Regions from separate parts of the Homo sapiens genome. Here region 2 is linked to region 1. Evidence: chromatin contacts called from ENCODE Hi-C or POLR2A ChIA-PET data. All regions are on one chromosome and are shown on one strand. Each heading gives the region's core, a stretch centred on a gene start or an enhancer-like site at or near the end of the contact. The rest is flanking DNA. Distances are from core to core; before and after follow the strand shown. Region 1 overlaps KLF7 (KLF transcription factor 7). Region 2 overlaps KLF7 (KLF transcription factor 7).

Region 1 (7,368 bases), core at 3,198-5,697:
AATGTAAATCAGAGCATAAGTGACTCTTACAGGGGGCCTTAGTCTATATATTTCCATATAAATGGTCTCTTTGACATCCACTGGATTTTATGCATTTAAAAACATTATTCTGCAAAGGGTTCCACAGGTTTTGCCAGACTGCCAAAGACATTCACCCAAAAAAAGGTTAAGATGAAATTAAAGTGTAAAAGTTCCAATGGTTTTCTATCGTTCTCAGAAAAAAAGTCAAAAGCCAGGCAAGGCTCTACAGTACAGCCTGCATGATCTGGCTCCTGGCTACCTCTCCAATATCATCTCCTACGCTCCCCTCCCCGATTCACCACATTGCTGCCCTGCCTGCAGGCTCCCACCTCGAGGCCTTTGCACTGGCTCCTCGCTCTGCCTGGAACACTCTTGCTCCCTCACTTCATTCCGGTCTCTGCCTGAATGTCTCCTCCTCTTAGAGAACTTCCTTCACTATCCTCTGTAAAACAGCAGATTCTGTCACTTTCTCCATAGCACTTAATTACTTTGAAATGCAGTTGCACATTGTTTGAGTGTATTATAGTCTGTTTCCCTCACCAGAGCATAAGCTTCATGCAGACATCCATTTTGTTCACTGTGATACCAACAGCACTAAAGCAGTGCTTGGCTCAATCCCGTCCGATACATTAGGTGAATTTAACAAAGCATCCTGATTTGCAACAAAAACCTGAATACACCTAGAGGGGCAGAACAGCCTGTGTGATTTCCAGTCCCTCACTTTCTAGGTATTAAACTGGTTTACGAGGGGAAATGTTTGCTTGGTTGCTTAAATCTGATATCCTTCTTTGACAAGGACTAAAATGTGGTAAGTTTTCCTTTACCATTAAATATCACTTCTACTTCTTCCCTATCTTCCACAGCCTAAAAGACGAGGATCCTGAAAACTTCCTGTAACTTAATCTCACACATAGGAACCTATCCTCCTGAGCAATATCCCCTCTGGGAAGCAAAGTGCGTCATTTTATGAAACTCATTTGTAATGTTTATCTCTGAAGATGTATTTGAGACAGCATAAGTGATATGTCAAATGTACTGTGCTATAAATTTGCCTTTAAGATAGAGAGTGTAGCATAAAATATGAACACGTGGCAGAATCTTGCACTCAAGGTTTAAAATCTGTTGAAAATAAACTCACTAATACAAATGTTCTGCATTCATTTCCTGATCTGCAAAATTTCAAATTCTTAATGCAAGTTCTAAAGAGATTAGGATTTTGACCTGCCTAGATTTCTGTTAAGACTAATTTTACCTGTTTCCTTTTATTTATTTATTTTTTTAATGTGGTTCTAGACATTTAGGTATGTCAAGGTCCTAGTCTCTTGAGGACTTGGATTAAGAATTTGGAAACTCTGCAGATCAGGAAATGGAAAAGAAAACTGGAAAAGAGGAATACTTTGCAATGAGTTAATACTGCTGCCTAATACATCTCGAAGAAATCAGCAAAGACCCATCAATTGCTTTCACATCACACTCAGTCGCACTAGAGAATTTAAGCAAGCTGGAGAATAAAGACATTGTAGAGAAAGTGTCACTAAGCTTTCTCAGCAATGGAAACAGAGTAACCGGTGAATTTCACTCCATAGCTTGTCAATGTCTTCTCAACCTGTAGGTGATGCAACTAAAAAATACCTATGCTAAGTCACTGTATCTGCTTTGGAAAATTGTCTCAGAGCCCCTCTTAGATTCCAGCTGGGTCTTAAATATTTTTTTTCAAGGTTTTTTGCGTATCTGATTGATGGAAAATAAAAATTCTTTTATAGAATTCCCAAAACATTTATAATAACTACTACATAAATTAAAATGTACTCATTGATGATCCATGTGGCTTTTTCATTCATCCATTACTTGCTTACTCAAACGAGGTCCAAGTACCTGAGTTTACACAGTGCACCAGTCACTTTACAGAGCATGCAAACATTTGCCCTATTTGTTTTTATTCTTTTTTTTTTTTTTTTTTTTTTTTTCTGAGACGGAGTCTCGCTCTGTTGCCCAGGCTGGAGTGCAGTGGCGCGATCTCGGCTCACTGCAAGCTCCGCCTCCTGGGTTCACGCCATTCTCCTGCCTCAGCCTCCCAAGTACCGAGTAGCTGGGACTACAGGCTCCAGCCACCACGTCCAGCTAATTTTTTTGTAATTTTAGTGGAGACAGGGTTTCACCGTGGTAGCCAGGATGGTCTTGATCTCCTGACCTCGTGATCCGCCCGCCTCGGCCTCCCAAAGTGCTGGGATTACAGGCGTGAGCCACCACGCCCGGCCTGTTTTTGTTCTTAAAACAACTAAAAAACAATAACTGGTCCTGGGTTAGGTTTACTCCTCACCACCTTAAAATGTTTGTTCAAAAATCTGTAATCCAAAATTTAAACCATATCCTCAATGAGGTACAGCTCCTACTTCAGAATACGGAGAGAGGTGAGAAAAGATTTTGACTGAATACTGCAACTGCTGACAACAATTGTGTTTGTGTTCAATATAGTAGCCAGTAGCCACACATAGCAACGAGCGCTTGAAATGTTGCTGAGGTAACTAAAAAACTGAACTTTTAATTTAACCTTGATTAAAATTCAGATTAAAAAATTGAAGCAGTGTAAAAATATTTCACACTCTTATTTTGGTAGAACTGCATTTAACTTTCACCATTGAAAATTTAGCATGAGATACCCTGGAAACATACAATACACACTGGATCTCAAGGAATTAGTATTAAAAAAGAATGTAAAATATTTCTCACTAATAACTGTTTAAATATTGATTTTATGTTGAAATGATTATATTTTAGATATATTAATTTAGGTAAAACATATTAAAATTAATTTTACCTTTTATTTAACTTTTTTAAAAATGAGATTACTAGAAAATTTAAAGTTACATATGTGGTTTGCATATATTTCTATTTTGGACAGCACTGGCTTAAAATATATTTTCTACGTAGAAACCCCATCGACTCAAGCTTAAAAGCTCATCCTTCCCGTATTTTTCTCCATGTCCAGCCCATAGCCTAGAATCCCAGTGTTCCCATTTTTACATTCCAACCCGTGGTAGAAGCACTCTCCCAGGCTCAAAATCTTAGAGTTATTTTTAACTGTGAGAAAGCTAGGGGAGGAAGGACTCAGTAAACAAGTCCAAGTACTCCACCTTTGTGGAATCTCTCCTCCCCACCCCTGGCTTTTATTCTCATTACTACCAACCTTGTCGTGTACAAGACCCTGAATGCTTCACCAAATGCAACCAACAGCAGCCCTTCTCTGTTTCGAGGGATCTCCTCCCTGTTGCTGCATCGCATCAGGATCACCTGAGGCACTTATTAAAAATGCAGATTCCGAGTTCCCATCTCAGACCTTGCGTATCAGAATCTGTTTTTAGCATCTCTGTTTATGGGTTCAGGAATCTGAAGAAATGACATTTAAGCTGAGATACGAAGGAGGAGTTAACCAGGTGCAGTGGGAAGAAAGCTCTGCAGATTTAAAAAGCAGCACATACCAAGGCCCTGGGAGCAGAAGCAGCTTGGTGCTTTTCAGAAACAGTCATAAAACCAAAAGGCTCAAAGAAGCCTTCTTCTCTGATCCCCACCCCACCCCCAAACTTAATAGAACGTTTGGAGCCTCTCTCACTGGCCAGGATGTGAATTTTGTGAGGGCAGGGGCCACATTTGACTTGTTCGCCACTTTATCCACAGTGGCTAGCACAAACGTTATACACAGTAGATGCTCAGATAATACACTTATTTACATATAGGACCCATAAAAGTGCCATTAAGAAACACAAAATAATATTTCTCTTTAAATTGTTCTCATCCCCTATATCCATCTCTCTTTCCATAAGCAGTCCTCTAGCAACAGTGGTTCTCAAACTTATTAGAATTCCCTAAAGGGCTTGTTTAAAACACAGGTTAGTGAACCCCACCCTGAGAAGTTCTGATTCAGTAGGTCTGATTCACAAGGGGAGGGCCCAAGAATCTGCATTTCTAACAAATTCCCAGCTGATGCTGATGCTGCTGCTCCAGAGACCATACCTCAAGAACCATTGCTGTAGTGGGGAAATAAAATGAACTCAGCATCAAAAAATAGATTATTCTAGTTCTGGCTCTGCCACATAATAGCAATGTGGCCTTGTAAAGGTATTTAATAACTTCTTTGGGGACTTATGGCTCTTAACTGTGTGGGGAAGGAATTAAAAAAAAAAAACTGTCCCACTTCCCTATACTCATGAAGATTCGATGGAACCTAGTACCTGAAAGTGACTGGTCAGTTACAAAGTCCCAAATGAATAAAAAGTGTTATTAACGGTGTTTGTTATTAAAGTTGCTATTCATAGTGGTGATATCAACAGGGAGTTTACAGACACACAGGAAGCCAGAGAGAGATGTGGAAACAGAGAACTTTGTCACCTGTATGTCCAGGGCAAAGGCACAGGGCTTCTCTATAAGACTCAAACTGGAGCCCAGCCTGCCCCGTGGAGCACAGCCATGGAAATACACGGGACTAAAGAAATCCTTTGGGGTCATGTGCCATTTTTAACAACTGTTAACTTTTTCTAAAATGTTTCTTTTGAGACAAAGTGTTAGATTCTTGGTGAATTTGTTTGAAATGTTGGAGGAAGACTGTGTTGGTCATGAAAATTACTTACCAACCCAGATGCTGAAACAAATTTAGCTGTTGAAAATTAAAGAATTTTTGTAATGTGTAATTTGTTATTCCAATACATGTGTTTTCAAATACTGTACCATGTTTCTCATAACCCAAGGAATGCCATAAAATTATTTTTTATTTAATTAAAAATGTATGCAGTCTTCTAGTAGTTTCTAGTGGGCTGAGTGAGGTTTAGCCAACAAACACCACTGCTCCCCACCACCCCGACACAAGGCAAAACAAAAACTCATAACTGTTTAGGTATTACTATAATTTTCAAAAGACTGTAAACTCACTTAAGAATTTAGACCTCAACAACACTTATACCTGAAGCTGTATGTTCTCAAGTTTTGAAACAGGTAAGCATGATCATTTGGGGAAACTATATTTATTATTTTTTTTAAGCAACAAGTTTAATTTGCTTGCCTTTTTTGTCCATTTTACTTTGTTTTTGTTCTTTTTGTTTTTCAAGGTTAACTTCAAAAATTATTTTTATCAGCTTTTTTGGAGTTAAATCCAAATAAAACTTAATGTCATCTTGGAAATTTAAATATATTTTGGTGATTACCAGTTACAATAAAGTTAAAAGCTAGGTATATACTAAATTTGAAGAAAAATGTTATTAAAACATTAATCTTTCCCTTTCAAGATGACAACTACACCAAGTGAATCTGTTTGAAACTCATTTGTAGAACATTTTCTTTCCATTTAGCAGCAATGTTATCACTCTGTAAGTCAAGTTCTCACAATTCAATTTGATGTATTAAATAGAAATTTGATTATTAAAAAACGTCAATTTTAAACTCACCTTTGGTCAACCTTTGCTTTTTGTTTTCAAATGTAAAGATCACCATACAGCAGAGAACGTATACAGGAACAGACTCTTACTACAATGACCAAGCTATTATTATTATTATTATTTTCCTTAGAGACAGAGTCTCACTCTGTTGCCCAGACTGGAGTGCAGGGGTGCAATCACAACTCACTGCAACTTTGAACTCCTGAGTTCAGCCTCCCAAAGTAGCTGGGACTACAGGCTCTGGTGCCACCACACTTGGCTAATTTTTTTTTTTTTTTTTTTTTTGTAGAGACGATGCCTCCCAATGCTGCACAGGCCGGTCTTGAACTCCTGGCCTGAAGTGATCCCCCGACCTCAGCCTCCCAAAGCACTAAGATTACAGATATGAGCCACTGTGTCTATTCCCAAACTATTAATTTTTGAATCACCTTAAAAGATTTTCAGAATGAAGAGAAAAAAAATCACTTTTACTCCAAACAACACGTTCCAAGCATGGGTAATATCAAGGCATCACTCTGAAAGTGATACCACTAAATCAGAAGTATACCCTGTAGAAGTAAACCAACAGAGAAAAGGAAACTTCCCCTAAAAATGCAGTCAATTCCAGAGGTTGGCAAAAGGTGTACAACTCCTAGTGAGTATAGCCAAGGAATTCATTTTTCTTGCAAGGAGGGTGGTACTAAGAAAAAGATAATCAGAGAGCACACAGCTTTGAGGGAGGGTAGGTCTGCATGACACCCTACTGGGGAGGCTTTTGGAAAGCCTGAGGGCAGGTGAGAGGACTGTGTGTCTGTGAACCACAGAAAATGCAGAGACATGGAGGGCCAGGACAGGTGGGGAGGGGAGACTAAACTAGGCCTTATCAGATCAGGGACCCATGGTGGTCACCCATTGGTACGTATCACATTAGTTGACAATGTCTAATTTACTTTCCTGGATACACTAAATTTTGCTTTTTTGCTAACCAAAAATTTAGAAAATATACACCTAAACCATTTATTATTTGGATAAAAGTTAACTTTCTGCTACATATGCGATATATATATATATATATATATGAAAAGAGATAGATCAATGGTATTAAAAAAAAAACCATAAGAAAGGATAATCCAAAAACCACCTAAGATCTGCTTCTGGAAGCTATAAAGTAAGTGGCTTCAGCATCCTAAATTTGTTTTAATTAAGCTAATGATAACAAAAATTGATATTCCTTGATGATATAAATACAGATGGTAGAGAAGTAGCTTAAGCATATCACTAGTTCATATGGTAATTTTCTCTAAACTTAAAAAAATAAAGGCAATGTTATCAATCTTCAAGAAGCCCAAATGAGATCAGATGTGGTGGCTCACACCTGTAATCCCAGCACTTTGGGAGGCCATAGCAGGCAGATCACCTGAGCCCAGGAGTTTGAGACCAGCCCAGGCAATGTGGTAGGTCCCTGTCTCTACAAAAAATTAAAAAATTAGCTGGGCATGGTGGTGCACGCCTGTAGTCCCAGCTACTTGGGAGACTGAGGTGAGAGGATCACTTGAGCAGGGGAGGCTGAGGCTGCAGTAAGCAGTAAGCTGTGGTTGCACCACTGCACTCTAGCCTGGGTGACAGAGCGAGACCATGTCTCAAAAAAAAGAAGAGCCCAAATTAGATAATTTATATCCAGATCATGGAGAGAAGGGCCCTCCCTGGGCCAGCTACCATTCATGTTGAATAGATATTAATCCGTTTTTTAGAGCTTTTTAGAGGCAAATTTCAAATCAGTGAAGATTTAAAACATCAATATGTCTACATAATTCTCTTCCAAGATGATTAAACATTTTTTTAGAGACTAAATTTCCCCATTAGCTAAAGCAACCCAAATATGTACCTTACTCAAATATAAAGTCTAAGAGTAACCCCAAAAGAAAATTTTCATTTGTTTGTT
Region 2 (7,368 bases), core at 3,061-5,560, 46 kb after region 1:
AAAAATCCAACAAACCATTATCTCTTAGTACCTTGGAAAAACAAGGATTCCTGATGAAGATTTTGGATCTTCTCAAGTTGGAAACCATCAGATCCCAAACTTCATTTCATAAGCTTTTCAACTACATTTCTCTACGTAATCTCTCCTGGTGAGACTGGGGCAAATAGTCTTGGTTTTGACAACACCCTTAATTATGCAATTTCCGAGTTCTCTCTGGTCATTGCAAGTCTTGGTTGAATTGTTAAAAGCAAATGGGATTTCAGACATTTCAACCTGTCAACATCAAGTGTAGTCATTGAGAGGAAAACAGATAGAATTAGAATCATTTTTTAAGATCTTTTTTTTCTTTTCTGAGACAAGAGTCTTTCTTTTTTGAGACAGTCGCCAGGCTGGAGTGCAGTGGCGCAATCTCAGTTCACTGCAACCTCTGCCTCCCAGGTTCAAGCGATTCTCCTGCCTCAGCCTTCCGAATAGCTGGGACTATAGGTGCCCGCCATCACACCCAGCTAATTTTTGTATTTTTAGTAGAGATGGGGTTTCACCATGTTGGCCAAGATGGTCTCAATCTCTTGACCTCGTGGTCCGCCCACCTCGGCCTCCCAAAGTGCTGGGATTACAGGCATGAGCCACTGGGCCTGGCCTGTTTTTTTAAGATTTGAATTGAGAAAACTTATAAACACAATTTATTGAAGACCTTATTTTGGTTATTTGATTAATACCAAATACATAGAAACTCAAATTTATATAATTTTTAAAGGGGGGATTTGAACCTGCTATCCAACATTTTAAAAAACATTTTCTAATTTTAATAAATATGAAAATACAAATTGGACTAAATAAGTCAACATTTTTCTCCCAGTCCTTAGAGACTAATGCATTTTCCAACACCAGTATCATATATCACCCATCCCTTTTGTTCAAAACAGAAAATGCAGTGAGGAAAAAAAAGCATGTAAGAAATAGAAGCAACAAGAGGAGTAAAAATAGGAGCAATGGAAAACAGATGAACAGTAAGCATCTCATTCTTGTATAAAAATCTTGGATGCCAGTAGCTGCTCCCATCAGTAACACACCTCTAACCAAGAGGATCATCAAACTCTGGGAAGCAGATCACCTCAAGGGCACAATTTACACTTGGCCCTGCTCCCTACATGGAGCCTAAACATTAAAGTAGTTGTGTCTATAATCACCTGTTAGTAACAGACTAAAAAGAAGGGTGGGCCAGTGGGTGAGGAAGACTATTGTGATTCAGAAATGTATGCTGGTAGAAGACCATCTCTGTTAAAAGCAGGCAATTAAGTATCTCATTGTAAAGGGTACCTGATCCGTCTTGGACACCAAATCCTTCAACTTTGAGACTTTTTGTAAGTATGTAAAATAAAAGACAATGTGGAGTCATGGAGAGAACACAGACAAAAGTCAGGATGACTTCTGCCTGCTCCTTCTACATAATTAGCTCTATGCGTTTCCTCAAGTCATCTCATCTTCAGTCTCTGGTTTCTTTATCAAGAAACCAAAAGTATTAGTATATATATAGAGATATATAAAATGGACTATATATATATCCTTCCCAATGGTATGAAAATCCTCCGTGAATATAATAAATTTCTCATGACCAAATCTTGTTTGCTTAGGGAACCAGGGTATGAGGAAAATGGAATTCCCTACTCTGATCCCTCTGCTTATAGCAGTGCCATGCTCCAGGTATCTCAATTTCAGACTCTGGACTGCAGTTTCTGCTCAGTCTCCTAGACAAGGTCCCATGATACAAGACCACATACTTGTCCTTAGGGTGCTGCAGTAGGTAGATGCTATTTCTGAGGATGCTTTCCTCTAAAAGGTAACACATCTTCCCATAAATCTAGGTTAGGAATCAAACTCAAACACATTCAGGGACTAGGAGCATAACATACATTAGTGAAACAGTCAAGGAATATGACAATAATGAGGGGTGGGGACTGTGGTAAACTGGATAGCACATGCCATCTAAAAGGGGAAGTTGGTACATAGCACCAGCTCATCGATATCATGTAGAAAACAGAGGTCCAGAGTTGGCAAGTGTTTTTAAAGGAAGCCCAAATCTTTTGGGGTTTATGTGGAATCTCTCCAATTGTTTCAATGTTGGCAATGAGTATTAAAAAGTTAGAGTGCGTGAGACAAGCAAAGGGCCCACAGCTGCCAGTCTGAGCCTTCTGTTTCAAATGAAAGCAGAGGCAAAAGAAAAAAACAGAGGCATATTTGGGCAGTTCTTTCTTCCCTGTGGATCCAAATTATGGTATAACTGTCTCTTAGGGTAGTTATCAGCTGGAGAACCTTAAGCCTCACGTCCCACAGTTTCCCTAAGAAATCCCTTATTTGAGGAGAGACCCAGCTGAAGGAAATAATGATGAGCTGCACTTTCATTCGGCCCTGCTCAGCTCCTCCTGCCCCGCAGTACTCGGCTGGAATCCCTGCTCTCAATAAGAATCTTGTCACAAGAATGAGAAATCTGTAGAGAAGGCACCATGAAATGTCAAGCAGGAAGAGGCAAGAGCTCTGACAAATCCAATGAGCCTTGAGGTCTGGCACCAAGCTTTAAACTTCTTTTGGGCATAATCAATAGCTGCTCAATAAATACTTCTTCAATGAATTTTTTAAAAATCTTGATTAGGAGCTACTATTATTTTTCATTGCATGCTCTTCACTGAGGTGACTGGGAGATTGGTAGATTTTGCCCAATAAGATAATGAATGCCTGGGGAGAAAAAGCTCTGCTAAGATAAACAGGTGACACCTGTTTGAACTCTGATGGCCTTTCAGGGCAGGGTCTGTTATCTTGTACTTCTTTCAAATTAATTCAACAGTTATTTACTGAGCTTCCACTTTATATAGGACATTGTGCTGGAGACTTCAAGCGATTCTAGAGCTCAATATCTGCCTACAAGGTGCTCATGGTATCACAGGAAGAGAGGGATAGAAATACATGCAATTCAAGATAACACAGCACATGCGACTAAGCACTAGGCTGAATGAAGTGGTATGGCAACACAGAGAAGGAACCCACTCACTCTCCCTGCAGAGGTCAGTGAAGGCCTTGTGAAGAAGTCACATTTGAAACAGACCTTGGCAAATGAGTGAACTTTTGCCAAGTGGAGAAAGGGAACAATGACATTCTAAAAAGTGCACACAGTGTGAGCAAGGGTGTAGAGAGGTGAAAGCCCCACTGTGTGTCTGGAAAAGGATGAGCAGTCTAGGATTCTGATGAATGGGGTACACATTACGGAGGAGCAAGAAATGCATGCCCTCGGGCCTAAAAAATGTCTTCTATTTTTGGCTGACAATTACATTGGTGGTTTGCTCTGGGTTAAGCTTTGCCAACGCACTTCTAAAAGGCAGTAGCTGTTTCTCTAGATCTTCAGTGATAACTCAGGGAAAGATTAAAGAGCTCAAAAGATATTAGTGAAACCCAGTAGCCGTATTAATGTTGCCCAGTGATATTCCTGAACCTAAATGTCAAAGAAATCATTCAAGGCATTTTCTTTTTCAGACTGATACTCCCAATTTAGAAAACAACACAACAACAAAAACATAACAAATCAAAATGAGGACAAAACCCAAAAAGATGGAAATAAATACTATCAAAAAAAATCTTAGCTAAAATACAATGCCACTGGATTAAGCACAGAATTAAACTCATCTCTGATTTGCCTGGTAGCTGAAGCAAAAAGATCAACAATGAGTTAGGAAATTCTCATCATCAAATAAAAGAAACGTCAGTTCCTCAGAGATCAGTTGATCTTCACACGTAAAGTTTAAAGTAAAAGGAGGAGGAGGAGAAGAAAATGAGGAAGAGGAACAAAAGAAATGACATGAAAAAAAAAAATCCCTCCATTTACCAAAAAAAAAAAAAAGTTAAACTGTTTCTATTTAAAACCCTCAAGTATTTTGTCAGTTGAGGGAACTGAAGGTTCGGAGTCTGGGTATGTTTTTCTGCTTTGTAGCCTCTCTCTGTTGATGTTTTTCTGGCTTTCTAAGCAAAAAGGAAACCTCACCCATTCCTGTAGACATGCATTTATGACCACATTCTCCTGGCCAGTAACCCTCAGTGGCTCGTGGAGGCTCTCTCAAGGGTGGCATGTCAGGCAAATGGATTTGGCTATGGAGCTACTGCTTCTGTGGCTACTACTCAGATTCAACGCAGGCGCCTTCAGCGAGGGCTCCAGGGCAAGGCTCACTCATTAAGGACAAAATGTGCAGGCACATTTGACCTTTGGAAATCCAGCCCTGGTCTGAAGCTTCCAGATTCAAAACAAAAGCTTCAGGGCCGGAAAGAGAGTTAGAGGAGGCACACTTCCTAGCTTGGGGCCCATCCCCCACACATTCCCCCTGTGACTGAGAGGCTCACAAAACCAATAGAGCAGCATTATTAACTCTGCAATATCATAAGAGAGGGCTTCGCTCTCTGCCTTGGTGGAGAGAGAGAGGCCAGGGGAGGGGCAGGCTGGCTCCAGGGGAAAGCATGCTTCATTAGAGTCTTAACTCAAGGGAGGCAACTGCTTGTGTAAGCGCAACAGATGAACGCAATGTAGAGAGGCTCCCATAAAAACCCTGGCCCTGGTCTAGGAGTCGTCACAGCGGGGGGGAGAAAAAAAAAAAAAAGCATAGCTAGACTGAGCAAAGGCTGGGTGGCAGAGAGCTGTCATTTGGCATAGACTTCCAAAATGCCAGCAAGTGAAAAGTCATGTCAAGGGACTAACCTAAGGCAGAAGTTTTAAATGTGTCATACAAATGGGATGCTCCTTCATCTGCAGTCACAAATTTTAAAGCATCCACTGTCAATCATTTTTCACTCTGTTTTCTTGGGTTACCGACAAGTACCCAAATGAACACTTATACATTTTTTCACCAGAACGAAATAATAGCTCTACTTCATGAAAATGACACCACCAACCCTATCCTTGTGTTCCTTCTGATTTGCCTAGGACTCCCACCCAGCTGGGTCACTGTTTCCCTCTCATAGGTCATATGACCCAAGCCAACTGCCTCTATCACCAACTCCCATGATACCCAATGAACACAGGGTGGCTCAGTCTTCCCCTTTCTTTGAAGATCTGTGCTGGTCTTTCGGTCATCCTGCCACTATCCCCAAGCAGCTTCCATATCTGTCATTTCAGGGCAGCAAATCTGCTGACATTAAAAGTAAACCAACTAAGTTTTCAAACACATCTTAGTCCCCAAATCCTTCCTCCAGTCATGCAGATCAAGTAAATGTCTTATCTTTATGAAGTCGTGGTTGGCTTCAGCTTCTCCAATTCTGGCGTTTGATTCTAGATAGAAGGTTAAGTACCCCCTGTTGCACATCAGACTTGCATCAATTCAATCCATTTGCTGTTAAAGAAGCATCACACTTCCCAGAAAGGTTTTTTTCCCCTTTAGCCACATACCAAGCCAGAATCAGACAAATGCAGCCTGAAGTATTTTTAGTTATTATTCACATTTGTCAACAGGGACAGTGACAACTCACCAGTCCGTTCTGGGGCAGAACTTAAGGAATGGAACTCTCGTATCTATATTGTAAAAACGAATTGCCACCACTGATGACCATAACTACCTGCTGCTTACATGTATACAGACTTTGTTAGGAAATACTGTGCAGTAACGTATCATTAAGACCTTACTGGCAGGCTCAGTCAAAATCTCTTATTTGACATGATTTAATATGTAACATGGAAAGACCCAATAACTTTTCCTATTCTTCACTCATTTTTTTCCAATGGAAGAAATACTACAAATACACTAAGAAAGAAGTTGAGAGTTTCTTTTAATGAACCTTTAAACAATAATACATCTATTCAACACTGGCAATATACCTACTATATAAAGTATGACAACTTTTTTGCTTAGCAAGATGAAAATTACAGGTAGATACATGGATGGGAAGTTATCAAACCCAAAAAGAGACTAATCATAAATGAAATACAGGTGTCAGTTGTAAGTGTTCTCAATGTCTGTTCCATTTTAGATTCCTTTTGAGTGGTAACTGTAAACTTTCAGGAAAAGTTTTTGAGAAGAATATTTTTGGGAAGATGAGTAGAAATATTCCTTCATTATGTCAGATGTGACTGTGAATGTCACTAAGGAGTATTCTTTCCTGGCACCCTAATCTTTCCCTTATTTCCCAATCACAATTTAAACTTCTGTGCCTATTTATCTTCCAGGTCCACCTCTAGACTTTAAGTTCCACAAGAGCATGGGCAATGTCAGGTTCACCACTGCATCCTCAGCACCTAGCACAGTGTGGGGCACACAGAAGGACCCCAGGAAAGGAAGAAAGAGATAAGGAATGAGGAAAGGAAGGAGAAGGGTGGAGAAATTAAGTGAATGAACTAAAGAAAGAGAACCAAAAAATCACCAAAGAGAAATAAATTATAGCGATGAAATTGAGCATTCTCTACTTCCTTCTCAAGAGTTGCAATGGTTTATTATGAACGAGTGTGACCATTCTAATGTCTTCATCCCTTGCTGATGGGTGATGGACCCTGCTCCAGCAAGGGCCAGTCAACTGCAGGACTACAAGTAAATAACATTCTGATATAAAGTGACCAACAGGCAAGTGGACAGGTGAATACATAAAGCACAAAGCCCTCTATGCAGCCAGGGTGTTTTTGAGATTCTCCTGTTCTCATCTCTTCATACATATCACCCTTCCTTCCATTGAAGCTACCATGTATATTCCCCACATTCTCTCCATTTTCTCTTGCAGGTTACTTTGGGGGAATTCAAGACACACTAGAATTAAGCATATCTTAGATCACTCCCCTCCCCTGAGGACTCCCAGTCACTTTCTGGCCTATGCTCTTCAAGTACCAAGGCCTGGAACAATATGGATTTGCCCCCTTCCCCTGAGTCAGACCAATATAAAGCTGTCACTGCTGCTTCCCGTCTTGCTTTCTGCACCAGACCCCTTTCCCTTGCTTTATGGGATCCTCCCCTTTACCTCCTCTGGAATATTCCCTTCTCTCAGTCTTCCTTCTCCTTAGGGGACCCTTTCTGTTGTCCTGTGTTTCCCTTGGGGATCTCCACTCCCACAAGTAAGTATCTTCCAGGATATCCTGGAAGTAAGGCTTCTGGACTTCCTTTCTTCCTTTTACTTATTCCTGCTCAAGAGAGAAAGTGGTAGCATTGGAAGAAAAAACAAAAAGAAGAAAAAAAAACCAGAAAAACGGAAGAAAGAGAAAACAGTGCATGGCCCATTTGTCTCTCATCCGGCCTCTTTCCTGGAGGGCTTTACTCTGCCCTCTTCCATGGGGGAAGCAGCTTGGGGCCAGAACATGAATGCCCCACTGATGCCCAGATAGGACAGGTAGGGCACGGACATTCCTGGCAACCT

The links. A loop is a pair of places that touch in the nucleus more often than their neighbours do. ChIA-PET counts read pairs that join two places held with the same protein, here RNA polymerase II (POLR2A). Pooled maps may share reads with other maps.
Region 2: a map of heart right ventricle shows a loop between it and region 1 (2.9-fold over the local background). The contact joins two enhancer-like sites. A Hi-C loop is called at or near these places in 25 of 168 maps with a recorded cell type or tissue (DLD1, Right ventricle myocardium inferior, cardiac septum and 11 more) and 6 of 50 pooled maps. POLR2A ChIA-PET finds 5 or more read pairs at or near these places in 16 of 52 experiments (AG04450, B cell, CD4-positive, alpha-beta T cell and 12 more).

Annotation. Positions count from the first base shown.
Region 1 is chr2:207,093,069-207,100,436 of GRCh38, forward strand. All of the region lies in intron 2 of KLF7 (KLF transcription factor 7), which reads right to left. Among named protein-coding and RNA genes, the nearest start is that of MIR2355, 13 kb to the right of the region's middle. Within about 2 kb of position 4,448, at least 2 of the 41 ENCODE cell types and tissues checked have a DNase peak (open chromatin) inside an H3K27ac peak, as active enhancers do; they include gastrocnemius medialis, where a contact is called at or near this core.
Region 2 is chr2:207,139,546-207,146,913 of GRCh38, forward strand. The region is part of intron 1 of KLF7 (KLF transcription factor 7); the gene reads right to left. Among named protein-coding and RNA genes, the nearest start is that of KLF7, 23 kb to the right of the region's middle. RefSeq lists an enhancer at 2,737-3,238. Within about 2 kb of position 4,311, at least 30 of the 41 ENCODE cell types and tissues checked have a DNase peak (open chromatin) inside an H3K27ac peak, as active enhancers do; they include gastrocnemius medialis, where a contact is called at or near this core.